Regions from separate parts of the Homo sapiens genome. Here region 1 is linked to region 2. Evidence: chromatin loops called from intact Hi-C (ENCODE). Cell type or tissue: chondrocyte. All regions are shown on one strand. Links, peaks and the distances in the headings refer to the core of each region. The heading gives the core; the rest is flanking DNA.

Region 1 (9,803 bases), core at 772-8,771, 2.0 Mb after region 2:
GTTTTCGTTTCCCCTCTCTTGGTAGACATTTTCCTACTATCATTGAAAACACTGGATTATGTGAGTATTTCTTTCTGTCTCAGCCCATCTCTAAATACAAGTAGATGAATAATCCCCCCACTAACATGGGGTTAAGAACACATGCATTTTATATAAAGACTTTAGGATAAGGCACAGAAGAACCATTTTTCCATCAGAGCCACGAAGTGGCTATTTTATATAACATGAGTTCACATGTGTGCATATATTTGTATATATCCACATTTAATTTGTCATTTCATCATAGACTTGATGAGCAGAAGTCTAGACAAGATAGTTAGAGCTCAGATAACGTGTCCAAACTCCTCACTGAAAAGCTGAGAATGCTGAGGCCTGGGGAGGAAGGTTGGCAGACAGAGCCTTTTTAGTTAGTGAAGTTCTCAGATGATGTTGATAAAACTACCACAAGGCAAAAGTTCCAGTCCTGCAGCCCTGGAGCATCTGCCAGTTTTCCCAGGGGGGCATCATTTGCCATCTGCTCTCACCCTTCTCACTGAGGGTCTACCTCTCAGACTGTCAACCCATTACAGGGCCAAACATTCTGGGGTTGTAGACCTCAGTGGCCATTGGCATCATGGCATCTCAGATTAAAGTTTGGCACCTACACAAAGGTTTCTCTGGGGTACATGGGCACATGGCCTTGGCTTCCTATATGTCTGCATCTTCTTCCTGCTCTTCCTCCTCTCCCTGCTGCCTTACTATTTATCGAGGCCTTGCCAGATGCCAGGCATTAATTGTGCTTTCTTACATTTCCCTGGGAAGAAGCTCCCCTGACTACACTACCCCTCAGTCTAAAGCGTTTCTCCTGGTCAGGAACATTGTTGAGTTTAGCCTAGACTGGGCATGATGACTCACACCTGTAATCCCAGCACTTTGGGAGGTCGAGGCAGGCAGATGGCTTGAGTCCAGAAGTTCAAGACCAGCCTGGGCGACATGGTGAAACCACATCTCCACCAATAACAGAAAATAAATTAGCCGGGCTTGGTGGCACATGCCTGTAGTACCAGCTACTTGGGAGACTGAGATGGGAGATCACATAAGCCCAGGAGGTAGAGGCTTCAGTGAGCAGTGATTGTGCCACTGTACTCCAGCCTGGGTGACACAGGGAAACCCTGTCTCAAAAAAAAAGTTTAGTCTAAAGCTGCCTTCTCACATATTTAAAGTTCAGCCTAAAGGTTTCTACGTAGATGGGAAACTGTATCCTATGATGGAGGTGTAAACAAATTGTAGCCTACTCTTGTGCCAATCACAGGGGCAATCGAAGGGGGCCAACTGTTCAAACCATGTTAAAACAAGACAAACACCAGGCTGTAACTAATCTGGCTGTTTCTTTACCTCACTTTGGCTTTCTGTCTATCACTTTCCTTTTTCTGTCCATAAATCTTCCACCATGTGGCTGCACTGGAGTCTCTCTGAGCCTACTCTGGCTCCGGAGACTGCCTGATTCCCGAATGTCCTTTGCTCAATTAAACTCTGTTAAATTTAATGTGGCTAAGGTTTTCCTTTTAGCAACATATTCTTTCCCTTCAGGGTACTTCTCTCCCGTTATCCTTACATACTCTCACTTGTGTGATTACCTGACTAATATCAGTCTCCCCTATTCCTTACCATTGTGTTCTCAGCAGAGTGCCTCATACCTGGAATGAACAAATAGCTCCTCACAACCACCTGATGAGGTTGGGTCCCTTAATACCCTCCATTTACAGATGAGAAAGCTGAGGCTCAGTGAGCTTAAGTGGTTTGCCTTAGGTGTACATGTAAAAAGTAGCAGCACGGGGTGCATTTGAGGCCAGAGCCCATACTTTCACCCGTCTCCCACACTGCCACTCCTCATGAGTCTGCAAAACCCCTCTAATTTCTGTCAAGATGTCATCTGCATGCACTTGCCAAACATCACTCACTACCTTATGGAAGACTCTCGGTGGATGTCAAGATGTCTTAATGGGTGAAGCGGGTGTTATCTTCAGGCTAACTTGGGTTCTCTTCCAAGGGTCAGGCACAGATCCCAACAGAGTAAATCCAAATTCTGCTACGATGTCTTACCACAGGGGTCTTCACTTGGACAAGATGCTGTTACCTAAGAAGCAACTAGTCAAGTCATTTCTGCAGGACTCCTGGCTGATGGGTGCTATCAAGTTCCAACAGGAAAGCAGACTTTTACACCACAGACTTTTAAGTGCTATTAGAATTAAACAGAAGGAGGAGGAAGAAAGGAACAAGAAGGAGAAGAAAGACAAAGAGAAGGAGAGCATATTTCCCAGCTATGGCCCTTTTCACTACTTTAAAAGCAAAACCATCAAAGAATGGGCACCTTTCTATGGGTATGACTTTTATCCCCTTGTCCTCTAGATTTATTGCTTGCACCACGTAGCTTCCACCATAAAACTCTTCTTTCCAATAGACTGCTATCTGAATATCAAGAGCAAGACTCTCCAGTAACATATAATCTAGTAAAAAGTAAATATGATAGAATAACAAAGCGATTTCTGAAGGCAATTTATTTGCATAGAGATACCTGAGAGGGAAAACCAAAATTCCATCTCAGAATCTGGTAATAATGTACTATGAGATGCTCCATCATCACATCTTACTTCTAATTTTACAGAAAAGCAGTTGTAGCAACTGGAAGAAAACCTCTCAGTCTCATTTCTGCAAGGTGAACCATAAACACTTCTAAATGCCTCATGGGTAAACTCTCTCCCAGCACATTGCTGAATATCACTTGAATATTTGAAAAACGATATGTAGACAAAGATATTTTTCTAGAGGATTTACATTTTCCCATCAATGTAGAATTGCCCTTGCTGTGAATAAGTACTTGCTTTCTTTTCTCCCCATTTTCCACGTGCCTTAAGGGTTTGAAGGGTTGCTATGGATGATGTTTACTTGTTTCCTTAGTTTTTCCATTTTCCTCCTCATCCTGCCTTATTTTAGCTGGCTTTCAAATGTTAATCCTGGCCTTTCCCTGCCTCACCTTAGGTCTGTTCAATGTGTCCCTAGTACTACTCTCATTTCACTAGTCACCTGCTTCACTAGTCACATGGCTATACCACTTTAACTTCGGGTTTTCTTCTGGGACTTGCAACAGTCACCTTAAACTTCATCCCCTACCTGCTGATTCCTCATCCAATGGCCTTATATCAAACTGGCCTGATTTTGCTGGCACCTTTACTTAACACTGTGCCCGACTTGGATTTCCACCCAAGACAGGAGACACTTCCGCTGAATTGTGTCCTTGCCATTTACTCTCCAGATTTCTCTGGAAACTACGATTACTTTTTGCCTACTCTTGTCCTGCTGATTGAATGACCTCAGCTTGAGAGGCAACAACACAGTGATGTAACTGGCTGGCATTCAACTTGGAGTAAGACAACAAAGGTCCAAATCCCTCAACCTTAGTTTGCTTGCATCTCCATGGTGTAGTATGGGGAGAATAATACCTGCAGTGTTGGCATTGCTGTAGCAGTGAAGTTCTTTCAGATTGTAAGGATGAGCTAATCCAATCCATAACCTAAATGTACTAGCAGCTTCATGGATAACTGGAAAGTGACTCATAATTGTACCCCATAGAGGAGGAACCCCAGTAGCTCAGATCTGGTGTCTTTGTCCCAGGAACTTTGGCATTCTCTTTGCACCTCACCTTCAAATGTCCCCAGCAGAATGGCTCTGGATGGGTCATTTATTTACCGTTTATCTCGCAGCCTCTTGATTGAATAGACTTTGGCTCAGCTGTTGATTCCTGGTCCAATTAACAAGAACCAGGTATCACAGTTGATTTAACTCAACAAATAAGATGCAACTGACCAGAACAACTGCATGGTGAAGGCACTGCCTGGTCCCCCTTTCCCCAGAAGGCGGCTTTAGCCATGGCAAATGCTTAGGGTAGCCTGCCTGGAGTGGGATTCTTGCAACACCAATCCTCATACCTCTTGAAGAAAAGATTCCATGGTCAAATAAACTTGCATACAGTGCATATGACATCTTCCTGTTTAGAGATTCACAATGCACATACATCAAAGGTGCTGAGAAGTCCTGCAATAAACTTGCTTTAAATTGACTTAAGGAAGCATTTATCAAATAACTATTTATATATTTAGAGACCGAGTCTCGCTCTGTTGCCAGGCTGCAGTGCAGTGGCGGGATCTCAGCTCACTGCAACCTCTGCCTCCCAAGTTCAAGCGATTTTCCTGCCTCAGCCTCCCAAGTGGTTGGGACTACAGGTGCATGCCACTATGCCCAGCTAATTTTTGTACTTTTAGTAGAGACGGGGTTTCACCATGTTGGCCAGGATGGTCTCGATTTCTTGACCTCGCGATCAGCCTGCCTCAGCCTCCTAAAGTGCTGGGATTACAGGCATGAGCCACCACGCCCAGCTGTAACCCATTTTTTTGTGGAACATCTTATGGACACTCAGTGGAAGATACTTTGGCAAATTCTGGCTTAGACCTCATGAACTGTCTATTGCCACCAGCTTCATCAGTGTCTCCAGAACAGCAGTTCCCAACCCCTGTACATCAGAACCACCTGGGGACATTTAACAAAATATAATCAGCCAGACTGTGCCGCTAGGTATTCTGATTTACTTGGTCTGAGGAGAGGTCTGGAGATCAGAATTTAAATGCTCCCCAGGTATTAGACCTTTAAATAATAACTCTATATGTTATAGTACAATAATAGCATTTACTAAACATGTTTTGTGCCAGGCACTAAATAAGTGTGACATTATTCTTTTATTTTATCCTTATATGAACGCTGCCTAATGTATATTACCACCAATCTACAAGTAAGAAAATATAACCTAGAAGACCAACATAAAGAAATTTGCTCTGAAGAAGAACTGAAGAGATCATGTGCCATCTATAGATCCTAAATAGAGCTAGAGTCTTCATCAAATTCTCTACCAAGTCAAAAAGAATGCATTCCCCTAAGCAGCTTCTGTCACTAGAAATAATCTTCTGGGGACCAAGTGCTCTTCCCACAAGATGATCAGGAGATACTATACAGGATCCAGCTATTGGCGGCAGCTAAGCAATTCCACACTTAAACCTGAAAACGGTCCGTTATCATTTTCCCGCCTTCCCTCAAATCAGGAATAACAAAATCCATCACACTCAGAAGCAAGGCCTTACTCCTAACACTCGGGTGCCTGGAATCTACAATGAGATTCAGACACAGGCTTCAGACCACCCAAGAGGCCATTTGGAAGGGCTTGACTGCCACCTTGTGGTCCTGTGCACTACCAGCCAAGGCGAGGGCACACAACCAGGGAGAAACAAACCGTGAGCAAACTGCTCTAACCCACTTCTTCTGTTTTGACAAGAATGGTTATAACATCGTTTGACATGTCCCAGTAAGCCGAAAGAGAACAAGGTATTAAAGTATTCTCGCAACAGCCCTTGCTTGGGAGTAGGTTATTTTAAACAATTGCTTTCTCCAGGGCAATCATACCTGAGTTGATTTGTGTATATGCTCCTAGTTTAGAAAAAGCAAGTATTTTCCGTATTTTCTCTCTACTGACTAGGTTTCAAAAAAGAACTATTTTGGGCCAAGAGTGGTGGCTCACACCTGTAATCCAAGCATTTTGGGAGGCTGAGACCAGAGGATCTCTTAAGCTCAGAGTTTGAGACCAGCTTGGGCAACATAGTGAGACTCTATCTCAACAAAATATGAAAAATTATCCGGGCCTGGGGGTGCATGCCTGTAGTCCCAGCTAGTTAGGAAGCTGAGGCAGGAAGATCACTTGAGCCCAAGAGTTTGAGGCTACGGTGACCTGTGATTGCGCTGCTGCTCTCCAAACTGGGTGAGAGAGAGAGACCTGTCGGAAAACTAAAAAACAAAACAAAAAATTCGTTTTTTAACGGCAAGAAAAGGCCCAACTCCAGGACTGTTTTTTCCATGTTCTATATCCCCCAACTAATTTCTCCCTTCTCTTTCCCTCCCTTCCTTCCTTCCTCCCTTTCTTCCTCCCCGACCTCCTTCCTTCCTGCATTACATGTAAACATCCCTACCTAACTCAAAATTCCTTCACCAAGAAAGCCCTATATCCAATCCTTCTGCTACTGGCTGTGTGACTTTGGGCAAGTTCCTTAACCTCTATTTAAACATCTTAGAACGGTTTTTACATTTTTAAAAGATTGCAGGAGGAGGGCAACAAATAATAATACGCAGCAGAGACCATATGTGGCCCACAAAGCCTAAAATATTCAGTCAGCAGTACACGGTATCAACTATAAGTATTCTTTAAAAACAGACATTCAATCTGAATCTTAAGGAGACTTTAGATCCAACTTTCAGTTGACAGGAAGCAGGAGGGAGAGTAAGACAAGCTAAACGGCACCTCGGCACCACCTCACCCGCTAGTGAATGTGCCGCTGAGATCCCCTTCAGACTGAAGCACTCAGTCCCCAGATTGCTTGACATTTGGCTGCTGATGGGTCACAGCTGAGCTCCTCACCAGGCCTTGCCCTCAGCTGAAGGAAGTGGCCTTGCTAAGGCCCCACCCCTCTCTGGGATGGCCCCTGTTTGAACTTACGTGCATTTCTTGCCTCGTGCATTTCTTGCCTCATTTGGGGACCTCACTGAAAGGCCACTCCAGCCCTACAGCACCCCGCTGAGGCCTCACCTGGCATTGCCCCTCAATTTCTCCCTCTGCCCAAGCCTGGACCCCTTACACCCTCACAGGTGTTGATCGTGAGAACCTTCCCCCCAAAAACTATCTGCATTCAAATCTCCATCCCAGAATCTGTTTTCCTAAGACATCCCTCCACACCCTATTCTCAGCGTAACAGCTAGAGTTAGTGTGTTAGAGATAAGGCAGGTCTTTACTACTTTACTCAGATCCCTTCAATGGCTTCCATCTCATCAGAACCTTGCCATCTACACCCTTGTTGCATTATCTCTTGACTTTGCCTCCTACTCCTCTGCCCTTGATCACACCAGCCACACTGGCTTCCTTGCTCTTCCTCAAACATACCAGGCATGCTTCTGCCTTGGGGTCTTTGCACATCTTCTTCTAGCTTCTTGGAATGCTCCTTGTCCAGTTATCTGCATAACTCCATCCCTCACCTCCTTCTAGTCTTGAGTCAATGAAGGCTTCCCTGACCCCCTACTTAAGTGTGCAGGACTCCACCCCACCCCAGACTCCACATCCCTTTCTTTGGTTTTCTCCATAGCACGTATCAGGATCTGGCACACGGTACATCTTATTGATGTTATTTAACGTCTGTCTCCACCAGAATGTAAGCTCCATTATGTTGTTTAATGTCTGTCTCCATCAGAACGTAAGCTCCATGAGGGCAATAACTTTTATCTATTCTTTGCTGTATTCCCAGAACTTAGAATAGTAACTGATACAAAGTTGCAGCCCAATCAATATTTACTAAATGAACAAGTAAATAAACGAATGGAAGACTGTGAACATGGAATCAGAAGAAGGCTTGTGATCTTCAGGGAAGTCCCATAACTTCCCTAAAGTGGAATGGAAGACTTCCCTAAACGAATGGAAGACTGTGAACGTGGAATCAGAAGGCTTGTGATCTTCAGGGAAGTCCCATAACTTCCCTAGAGTGGAATGGAAGACTTCCCTAAACGAATGGAAGACTGTGAACGTGGAATCAGAAGGCTTGTGATCTTTAGGGAAGCATTCTTCACATGAAAAACAGGAACCATAATTCTTATGTCATTTTGGTAATGATTATACAATATAACATTTATAGAAGCATCATGTAATAAACTGCTAAATAAAAGGCATTTTTGATCAAACTGAATTCTTCATCAGAGAGGTACTTAATTTTTATAATCTAAGAGCTACCAGATTGCCAAAAAGGAAGCACAGAAACATTCAGACACAGAAAACCTTAAAAATGGTTCTGATATTCAAATAAAATATAAAATGATTTATTCCAAAGCCATACCCAAAACATACAATGAAATACATCCCTGTTAAAGACTTAATAAAAAGAGCAATCTTTACATTTTACAATTTGAAGACCTTCTGTTCCCACAAAAAGTCTCATAAAATTCCATAAAGTGTCAAATGTATTTTCCTGTTTATATAAAATGTATTCTCTCTTCAAATATAGCCGTTTTATTATGAAATTGTTCTCAATTTCTGAAATTCTCAGTAGTCTATAGTATCCCATTTTCACATGCTTCTTAAAATGAGGTAAGAAGACAAACGGTGAAACTTTTTTCAGATCATTTTTTCAGAAGTCAATGCCTTGCTGATGCAAAGCGCAACATGCTTTTGTCATCCCTTTCATCTGAAATATTTTCCCAGTGGTTACTCAGTATTTTGCACACAAAAAACAGTTACAATACCTGCCACTTAAAAATCCATAACATGTTGTAATTCTTCTTATGTGATTTTAAGGTCTGAATCAAAGCCATTGCTACAGTGATTCACTATTTTCTTTACAGGTATTTTAATAAATATTCCTCAATTCTAGAAGACTGTTCCAATCCTTTAAAGTGGGGGTCAGCAAACGTCTTCTGTAAAGGTCCAGATATTTTGTTTTGTGTGTCATTTTTCTGATGGATATTTTTTACAACTGTAAAATATTTTTAAAAAATTATTTAGCTATTCTGTAATTTGTTACTCCATTATTTTAAAAAATAGAAGTAACTAGTCTCTAAATCAGACTACTCAAGTGTTAATAAAATGTAAACTTCACATTGTGCAGTAAAATAAATCCATGGTTTCTGACTACTAAATTGAAAGTTCATAAGCAGTAAGAAATGAATCCCACTCAAAGAGTGGGGCTACATTCCAGATATTCTTTTTAATCAATGACACTGTTTTAGAGCTTCTTTTTCACTTTCATTGAATAAGTCACATGTCTTTAGTTTGTTTTTTCTTGGTCTTACTTTTCACAGGGAAAAATTCTCTTCATGAGGCTAATTTGAAGTTTTTGAAATTAAAGACTGGAATACTTTCATGCTGACAGAGGTAGACGCACACGCACTGGTATATGCAGTTACAAATACTCGCATAAAATGGAAACCATTATTTCATATATAAATTAATTAATCACAAATGCTCTCCATGGCTAAGAAGGAATCAGTGGAAACCAGACAGAAGGTATGCAAGACAGTCCTACAGAATGTTCTAATTTGCTTTTATCACATGTAGTTGCTACATTTTAGGAAAACATGATTTAAATATGAAACATGTAATATAAATTAATATAGTGGCATGATTTATTCAGGTTCTCGATGCATATAACCTGGAGGTGACTAAACGCTGATCTATAACATGGTCCTATAGCTTGGTACTGAGAATCACAACTCTGCGTGTGTGTGTGTGTGTGTGTGTGTGTGTGTATGTTTTGCATGTTTTCCTTTCCTACCACAAACAGTGTTATAACCAGATTATGGCAAATAAAAGAACAGTTGTAAATTTACCCAAATATATCATAAACAAGTTGGAACACTCTGGAATTACAGTCATATGATATTCTACAAAAATATTTACAAATTCTAAAGCTGAAAAAGTTGAAAACTTTGGTATTCCTAAAAAGAGAAAGTTCAGGGCCATGCGTGGTGGCTCACACCTGTAATCCCAGCACTTTGGGAGGCAAGGTGGGAGGATTTCTTGAACCCAGAGTTCGAGACCAGCCTGGCCAACATGGTGAAACTCCGTCTCTATCAAAAATACAAAAATCAACTGGGCGTGGTGGTGCACGCCTGTAATCCCAGCTACTTGGGAGGCTAAGGCACAAGAATCACTTGAATCCAGAAGGCAGAGGTTGCAGTGAGCTGAGATC
Region 2 (9,803 bases), core at 1,263-9,262:
CGCTAAGACTAAACTGGAGACTTTGTTTTTCGGGATAATGCAAACAAAACTGTCATCATGTAGTTAATGCTCTATTTTGGGAAGACAGTCTATTGCAAATTACTTTATTAGGAGTTTACTTGACATCCATCTAGAACAGACTGTGGTTCAAAATATCTTATTTGCAATTCTTTTAAATAGATGTTGTAACATGTGTTTTCCACTTTCACAATAAAGGATCTAAAAGTAAGATAATTATTTTAAATGCAAGTCACAAGTCACATATTCCTTTCAGTATATTCACTAACATCAGTCTTGAACTTAACACCAAACTTCTCCAACCATCCTCTTTAGTAGCCTGAAAATAAGTGTTTCAAAACATGGAAAGTGAAATAAGTTTCCATTTCATTGTATCTAGTTTCAATTATTTATGTTTCTAGTTCATTATTTCATTGGTTTGTTCACGCAGGTCATATTTCTGGAGTAGTTAGTATCCAAGAAACCTGCTAGGACAGAGAGCAGAGTAGCCAACAGGGCAAATTCAATCTCTGCTCTCACAGGGCTTACAGTCTAACAGGGAAGACAAGTAGGAAACAATACTTGCACGGAAATCTTTTCTTTTCTTTTTTTTTTTCTTTCTTTCTTTCTTTTTTTTTTTTGAGATGGAAGTCTCGCTCTGTTGTCAGGCTGGAGTGCAGTGGCGCGATCTTGGCTCACTGCAACCTCCGCCTCCTGGGTTCAAGTGATTTTTCTGCCTCAGCCTCTCAAGTAGCTGGGATTACAGGCGCACACAACCCTACCTAGCTAATTTTTGTATTTTTAGTAAAGATGGGGTTTCACCATGTTGCCCAGGCTGGTCTCAAACTCCTGGGCTCAAGTGATCTGCCTGCCTCAGCCTCCCAAAGTGCTGGGATTACAGGCGTGAGCCACAGTGCACAGGCAGAAATATATTTCCTATATACACGATGATAAAATAGAAAGCTCTCAAGCTTTAGAAACATGCAAACCTAAAATCAGATCCTGCCTAGATGTGAGGTAGTGATCACATTTTGGTCTCCTCATTTCAGCAAAATAGGGACTGTGATACCTACCATACTTACCATTACCTGGGATGATGTCTGGAGGAGGCCTGACAATTAATAGGTATTCAAATAATTCCTTTTTTCTCCCTTATTTGCATTCCCTATCCCTTATTTTCCATTAATATAAAACAAGATAACAAAAACTTGGCAGTGAAAAGCTCTTTTCCTCTATTAAATTTAAGAAAATGTAATAAAAATTCAGTTGAAAGCTAAAGCTAAAATAATTTTCTTAGTTAATGAAAGGGTTATCTATACTGAGAATAAGTATATATTGAATTTTGTTATCAAGTTCCTAATCTATTCTGGATGTTCATCCAATTTTCTCACAATAGAAAGCATTTTTTTTAAAAGAATAATATTTTCATTATCTTAGGGACAATGAGATTTTATATTCAAAACAACAAAACCCACAGAAAGCTAAGAATAAAGCAAATATATTCTGCACTTTTTCCTCTTAAGTATAAGAAAATCAAGTTTATGAAATTAAAATTATTTAGGTCTATGCAATCAATTTAAATTTGAACAAAGCTAATACAGTTAAGGAAATTACAAGTAGTTTACAACAACTTTTTTTTTTTTTTGCTTACTAGGGTTGTTGGGTAAAACAAAATGTTAATCTTCATTAGAAGGTTCATGTATATTCAAAATTTTCCAGAGTTTTCTTTCAACTATATTTTTAAGACGTTAAGTAGAAGACTTAATCTTGTGGGTAACATTATGGACCATGACAACCCTATTCCTTATATTTCTTCAGGTACTGCTGGTGCTCATTTAAACCCTATAGGCTTAACTCTGAGCACTTTAATTTGTTATATTTCAATTTAATCTGACTTTCCTTGGAAGAAGGTTTAGGATTTTTGCTTGTGATCTAAAATTCTGATAAGAAAGAGGATTCTGCTACCTTTTCTTCTTGAGATGTAAAGAAAGAGAACAGATAGTGTAACTTCAGAATAATAGGATCTTGGAGCAAGAAGGAGACTTAAAAAAAAGTAACTTAGACCAATTCCCTTATTATATTAATGAGAAAAGTTGGGAGACTTAAGGTTCTATTTCAAGTCAATATCAGAGTCAGGACCGGGGCTCAGTCTGTGGTTCAGATGTGGGGGTGGCTCTTAAGGTGTGGGAAAAGTCTAGGGGTAGCTGGGTGAGTTGGGGTCTGCACCTGTGCATACAATCTTGTGTTTCTCTATTTCTTCTGGAAATTGCATGCAAACAAAACACTTGAGAATATCTGCTTTACTGAGGGGTGTGAGGGAGAACTTTATTATTTATTTCAAAATTTTGAATCCATGTTTTAGGGTTCATGCATCTGTTTTCAGCATTCCATGCAAACTTTTAAAATATCTTATTCTATATCCTTTTAACTGTTTTAAAGACAACAAAGCAATAAACCACACAAACAACTAAACGTGTTATATACCAAATGTTAACACATTGGAGACTTCCAATTCATAGTTCTTTGCTGCTAAATTAACTTACTTTTCTGCAGGTCTTTAAATAAAGCAGGAGTCCCAAAGCAAGCGACAACAGGGACCAAGGAGGTAAGACAGCTGAAGACAGTGAGGACTTCTATGAACTGGAGAGCACAGCCCCATCTAATCCAGGGAGCTGATTGTTGCCTGAGGAAATTCAGCACCAGTGTTGCCAGGTCTTAATTAATTCTTTCAAGAAAAGCATAAAACTCTGTATCTTGATAAACTCATGAAAACAGAAATTTAAAAAACTACTTAGGGATTCAGTCAGTGACTGGCTCATTATCACTTGCTCTAATTAACTGCATTTACTAACCACAGGGTGAAAATAGAAAGTCGCATGAAGGTGGAATAGCACAGCTTTAGAAGCCAGAAAGTGCGGGTCAGAATGTTCTCTCTAGACCTTCAGAGTTTCAAGACCATATGCAAGTACTTAACTCAGAAAGACTCAGTCTTCGTCTGTGAAATAGAGAACAACAGTACCACCTTATAGAATTGGGTGCAATTCAAATGAGATAATACATGTACACACTGTGGGATAGTGCCATGCATCTAAAAAACTTTTTATCATCATCATCATCATCATCATTTCTTCATTCATTTTGAAGTTGTTTCTTTATGGCTATACTACAAATAGAGTCAATGTACCATAATCCCATAGAGCAAACAGACAAACACATTTTATGTTCATAAACATTGTCTTTTAATACAAGCATATTGAATGATTTTTTTTTTTTTTTTGAGAAGGAGTCTTGCTCAGTTGCCCAGGCTGGAGTGCAGTGGCCCCATCTCAGCTCACTGCAAACTCCGCCTCCTGGGTTCAGGCCATTCTCCTGCCTCAGCCTCCAGAGTAGCTGGGACTACAGGTGCTCGCCACCACGCCCGGCTAATTTTTTTTGTATTTTTAGTAGAGACGGGGTTTCACCATGCCAGCCAGGATGGTCTGTATCTCCTGACCTCGTGATCCGCCCGCCTCGGCCTCCCAAAGTGCTGGGATTACAGGCGTGAGCCACCGCGCCTGGCCCATATTGAATGATTTTAAAAAACAATTTAATTCTTTAAATGTACATAGAAATTTAAAATTATTGTTTTCACAATTCCTATATGCACATAATATACAAAAACAATATAGCTATAGGAAAAGAAATAGAATGTGGTTTCCCCTGACATAGAAGATTGAATATCATTTCCAGTTTTAGCCATTTATGTAGTAGTTAGCATAACCTGCCTGAATTCTTCTTGAAACTGTGATTGTTGCCGGCCCTAGTAGAATCTGCAAAGGCTATCATTTTAAAATTAACCTTTCTGGACAGGCATCTGCATGTGATTTAAAATTTTTCTTCAACATCAAAATGTAATAATTTGAAAAGCTTTTCTTCTCCCCGATAAACAGCAGATAATCATCTATTTCAACAAAGTTGTTCAATAAAATTTTGTGAATATTAGAAGATCCATAGCCTATCATGGTTTTTTGTTTCAACCGTCATCCACATAGCTACGCCAAATCCACTGAGCTCTACGGGATAATAAGAAAAGGCCCCACCATATCTCACGGAGTTTAGTGTCAATACAAGAAAATGAGTTTAAAAGTTCCAAAGATAACTTCTTTTTAGCGCTTCTGTACATGTAGGTTTGTGCAGAAGACAGTTATAGTAGTTAGTGATTTAATTTTACCAATTTAAAATTACTATCTGAAAAATGGATTCAAAAGGTAGGGATTTACACAGGGTTTTTGCTGTTTTTATTTGGTTTCAACACATTTATAACATTTTTAGGTGAGCTAAAAACTTAGCGCACCTAAAATAAATAAAATTTATTTCCCAAATAAATTTCAGGTGTGCTAAAGATTTAGCACACCTAGGATAAATAAAATTTAGTTCCCAAATAAATATAAATATGTAACACGAATCATCATAATAATTACATAGACATAAACTCTTTCCTTTGCAAGGCTCGGAGGTCAAGGAAACAAGACTTTAGAGACTTAAGTGACACCCACAACATTCAGAAGCTCAAGGGCACTGCAGTAAGATGGAAAGGGCAAGTCAGGGGCTGTTCTGCATCTGTAAACAGGAAGAGCAATAGTCTCCTTATTTCCCCTAAGGAAGTTCTGAAGTACAGCATGTCATCTTTCCCCTAAAAAGGCTCACTAAACTTAGATTTCTAAACTAAACGTCACAGTTCAAAAATTGCTCTGGAGCTTTCAGACTTCATTTTTGTCCAACCTCATGCTTATTGTATAAAAGGACCAATTTCTGAAAAGCCAGACGATAGGGAGCACGGGTGAGAAGAAACCTGCATTATATTGTCAAAGGGCCGACTCTGAGATTGAAATTGATTCCATGAAGTGCACATTCACATAAATATACAAGATCCACCTCGGTTTAGTTTTATTTCCCCACACATCAAAATATCAAAACTCATTTTCCAAAAGATCAAGATGCTCCAAATTTCAAAAAAAGAGAAAAGCAGCCGAGGATGAATAACCTTTTCTATACCACAAAATTACCCCTTGCAAAGGACAACTAGATTCCTTGTCCACACAAGAGAAACGGTTGTTGAGAATGTCAGAAAGAGGAGACCTTTCTTTTCAGCGCTAGGTGGCAGAGGAGAGTCGCCTATGCGTCCAGGCTGTCCTGGACAGCTGTGGTTGACGCTAACGCCTGGCTGCTCTCACTTTCACCTTCTCTCTGGTGTCAAAGAGAAGCCTTGAGGCCGTCCCGACGGCCTCTTCCTTACAGGGGAAACTGCTGTGAGCTGAACACATACCGCTCTTTCAAACCTTTAAGTGCAGCTTAGTTAACTGGTGGAATTAAGCCCACATTGAAGGGGCCTAAATATACAACCCTGTTCTTCAGGTTAGGAGATCACATGTCAAAATATAACCCCAAATTAATATAAGAAACACGCTGGGGGTGCCAAGTGTTGAACTACTTACAGATGCTGAGTCCTGCAGGAAGCTCTGAGATGGCGCCTGTCTTTCTGGCGCGCCCGCAGGAAGAGGTTTCAGCTGAAACAGCCCGCGAGCTTCATTCGAGCTCCACGTGGGGGCGAGACTCCGAGGAGATGTCTGGTCGGATGCTATTGCCATGATCAACTCTCCTTAGTGTTTGCAAACCTCAAAGAAGAGGTTTTGAAGAAGTCTAGCTTCAGTATCCACCCATGCCCATTAAGCCTCATTTTCTGTTACAAAAATGAGGTTAATAACAGCATCTATTTAAAGGGTTGTGAGGAGTGAATGAGATTGCTGACCCATGAAAAGTGCTCTGTATGGTGCTTTCTCAAAAAAATACTCAAATGTTAGCTATCATTATTACCCCTGCCGAATGAGACAGGGAATGGGAAGGTTCTGTAAAATAAAGAGCAGCCTCATGCCCACTCTCCTCGCACCCTCTATGCTTCCTCTCAGCCGGTAGACTCGGTGTTTCTGCAAGCACATCCTGGAATTTCTCCCGTTTCTTCAGTATGTAAAGCATAGCGTCCACAGCTTTATGCTATGCAATCAGATAAAGGTGGGTCTGAAAACTGCCTCTTAGCCATTTACCAGCTATGCAATTTTAGGCAAATTGCCACCTTTCTGAGCCTCTGTTTCTCCATCTGAAAAACTAGGAAAGTAATAAGACTTTTCTCCACAGGTAATTTATGAAAATGAGATGGTGTACTGTCAGGTGCAGAGGAAGAATTCACCAAATGTTAGCTGCAATTAGTAGTATTCGTATCACTATTAACTTTGCCTGGCGTAACCTCCCCATCTAAAGCTGCTTTCTTTAAAGGCTCACTTTAAAAATGTCTATCTGTCTATATGTCCGTTCTCTCATGCAACACATATTCTTGTGTCTCCTTCATACTCTGGGGGATTAAGAAATGAATTTGACATAGTTCCTGAAATCAAGGAGCTGAGTGTCTGGCAGCAGAAATAAGTCAGTCAGGTGTATAAAGTTTTTAATGCAGTGTAGAGTGCTAAGTGGCCTAACAGGCATTTATTTTAAAGATGGTGTTAATTTGGCCAGGCGCGGTGGCTCACGCCTATAATCCCAGCACTTTGGGAGGCTGAGGTGGGCGGGTCACCTGAGGTCAGGAGTTTCAGAGACCAGCCTGGCCAACATGGTGAAACCCGTCTCTACTAAAAATACAAAAATTAGCTGGGTGTGGTGGTGCATGCCTGTAATCCCAGCTACTCAGGAAGCTGAGACGGGAGAATCGCTTGAACCCAGGTGGTGGAGGTTGCAGTGAGCCAAGATCACGCCACTACACTCTCGCCTGGGCGACAGAGCAAGACTCCATCTCTAAAAAAAAAAAAAAAAAAGGTGTTAATTTAACATGAGGAGAATCTAGGAAGGGAGACAATGTGTACCATATACTATTACAGTTAGCAGCATGAAGTTTTGGGTTACGGAGATCTGGGGTTAAATCTCAGCTTTACCTCTTGCTTTTTAAATATCTTTGGATAATTCATTTGTTTATTTTTTTGAGATGGAGTCTCGCTCTGTTGCCCAGGCTGGAGTGCAGTGGCGCAATCTCGGCTCACTGCAAGCTCCGCCTCCCGGGTTCACGCCATTCTCCTGCCTCAGCCTCCCGAGTAGCTGGGACTACAGGCGCCCACCAGCATGCCTGGCTAATTTTTTGTATTTTTAGTAGAGACGGGGTTTCACCGTGTTGGCCAGGCTGGTCTCTGAAACTCCTGACCTCAGGTGACCGGCCCACCTCAGCTTCCCAAAGTGCTGGGATTATAGGCTTGAGCCACCGTGCCTGGCGCGTTAGCCAGGATGGTCTTGATCTCTTGACCTCGTGATCTGTCCGCCTCGGCCTCCCAAAGTGCTGGGATTACAGGCTTGAGCCACCGCACCCGGCCTGGATAATTTATAATATTCTCTCTGAGCCTCAGTTTCTACATCTGTAAAACAGAGATAATTGTAGAGTGTACATGATGGAGGGTGAAGTGATCGTTACATACAGAAATCCACTTAAAATGTGACAGAAGTTTCAATAAAGGTTAGCTCTTATTCATAGTAATAATGTTAATATAGCTAATCTTGTCACCAAGTCTTGGTGCTGGTGGCATTGAATGGTTCTTGAGTTATGAGTAGGATTTCAATACAGGGCTGGGGGAAGGAGATGAGGCAGGAAGGACAGCTCAGAAGTGAGAAAGAAGGCAAAGTCAGAATGAACAGAGGGTGGCTTACTCTGGCTAGGCTCAGTCTGGCCTCATCACACACTAAAATGTGTAGTTAGAACAATCACTTGTCTTGCTTTACCTGGGACTGAAGGGTTTTCTGGGGAAGCAGAACTTCCGGTCAGCAAAAACTGGGGAAGTCTTGGGAAAAGGAGGATAAGATGATCACCCTACATGCATTAGGCCTTTCTTGTGTTGCTATAAAGAAATACCCGAGACTGGATAATTTATTTTAAAAAAAGAAGAAGTAGTTTAATTGGCCCACAGTTCTGCAAGCTGTAAAAGCATAGCACCAAAATTGCTTAGCTTCTGGGGAGACCTCAGGGCACTAGTATTCATGGCGGAAGGCAAAGTGGGGGCAGGCACATTACACGGTGAGAAAAGGAGAGAGTGGGGTGGGGGAGGTGCCACACACTTTTAAATGACCTGATCTCCTGAGAACTCACTATCACTACCATGAGGACAGCACTAAGCCATTCATGAGGGATCTGCCCCCATGACCCAATCACTTCCCACCAGGCCCCACCTCCAACACTGGGGATTACATTTTAACATAAAATTTGGGCGGGGACAAATATACAAACTATATCACTATGCTTCAAGAATTGTGGCTCAACAGACAAGGGTCTTGAAGGCCATGTGAGGGGGTTGAGGCTGTATTTGTAGGCAATAGGAAGCTCTTGAAAGTTTTTGAGGTGAGGAGTGACTATTCAGAAGTGTGTTTCAGGCAATCAGCCTACAAAACAAAGGTTTTGTCTCTCATCCTTGCCCAATAAGTCTCTTCTGCATTGTTCCTTCCACAGTCCTTGGTTTATATCTGCCCTCTCTGTTTATCACACTGTATCTGTGTTAAAAATATATGTGAGTGTCCTCATCATCTTACAATATAATCTCCTCAATGTCAAGATTGGGTCTTCACCATCTTATCTCCATTATGTCTTATATAAGCTCAATATGTATTGAATTAAGTTGAAAGCTTGTGATTCTATACAATACAATATTAATTGACATTTACAATTCATCTCGGTTCAAAATTGAACATCAGGTGTCAGTGTGTCTAGTAATTATTCTTCTGATGACATGGAAAGTCAATCTTTAAAATATTGATTGGGAAATCTACACACAAAATAATCCTCTGTAAATGTAAGAAAGTGTTCTTCTCTTTTCCATGAACATTTCTAATTGAAAAAACTGTTCTTACCCACTCAATTGACCAGTAAATGCTTTGTAGTATGATGTTCTCTTCCCTTTCTGGGCCTGAGATACAGGTTCCCATGGAACCTCGACTGTACCTGTATCTCAGGTAAAGGAGAGCAATTGGTAGAGTTTCCATGCAGGGTTCCAGTTGGCCTAAGGTCATTTTTGAATGCTTACGGGAAAAGTTTGTTTTAGGCACTGATATGGTTTGGATCAGTATGCCAACCAAATCTCATGTTGAATTATAATCCCCAATGTTGGAGATGGGGCCTGGAGGGAGGTGATTCGATCATGGATGCGTTTTTCATGAATGGTTTAGCACCCTCCACGTGGTGCTGTTCTCATAATAGTGACTGAGTTCTCGTGAGATCTGGCTGTTAAAAAGTGTGTTGCACCGCCCATTGGCTCTCCCTCTTGATCCTGCTGCAGCCATGTGACTTGCCTGCTTCTCGTCACCTTCCACCATGATTGTAAGCTTCCTGAGGCTGAGCAGATGCCAGCACCATGCTTCCTATCCAGCCTGCAGAACCATGAGCCAATTAAACCTCTTTTCATTATACGTTACCCAGTCTCAGGTATTTCTTTATAGCAACGTGTGAATGAACTTATACAGGCACTGTCAAGTCAATGAATCAAGTAAAAAGCATTTACACACAGACCCTAACTTATAATGGTTTGGCTTACAATTTTTTGACTTTACAACGGTGTAAAAGTCAGCAACATTATGTATAAACTATACTTTGTGTACCCACACAACCATTCTGACTTTTTACATCATTGCTGTAGTCAATAAATTATATGAGATATTCAATATTTTATTATAAAATTGGCTTTGTCTTAGATGATTTTGCCCAACTGTAGGCTACTGTAAGGGTTCTGAGCATGTTTAAGGTAAGCTAT

The links. Hi-C counts contacts between places; a loop is a spot of excess contacts. Peaks named below come from ENCODE experiments on the same cell type or tissue, not always from the same donor. Only the 100,000 strongest peaks of a DNase experiment are listed, where the experiment ranks them.
Region 1: a loop joins it to region 2, with 2.6 times the contacts of the local background. A loop is called at or near these places in 4 of 110 quality-filtered maps.

What each region holds. Positions count from the first base shown.
Region 1 is chr3:68,967,312-68,977,114 of GRCh38, forward strand. EOGT (EGF domain specific O-linked N-acetylglucosamine transferase) reads right to left here. Exons shown (of 18, transcript NM_001278689.2): 18 at 7,914-9,803. Among named protein-coding and RNA genes, the nearest start is that of TAFA4, 40 kb to the left of the region's middle. In chondrocyte, for the core only: CTCF peaks have their summits at 5,262 (motif pointing left) and 5,477; no DNase peak of the experiment used is centred there.
Region 2 is chr3:66,966,874-66,976,676 of GRCh38, forward strand. LOC105377144 (a long non-coding RNA gene) reads right to left here and starts at 5,545. Exons shown (of 4, transcript XR_940939.2): 1 at 5,472-5,545. In chondrocyte, for the core only: CTCF peaks have their summits at 5,133 (motif pointing right) and 5,351; no DNase peak of the experiment used is centred there.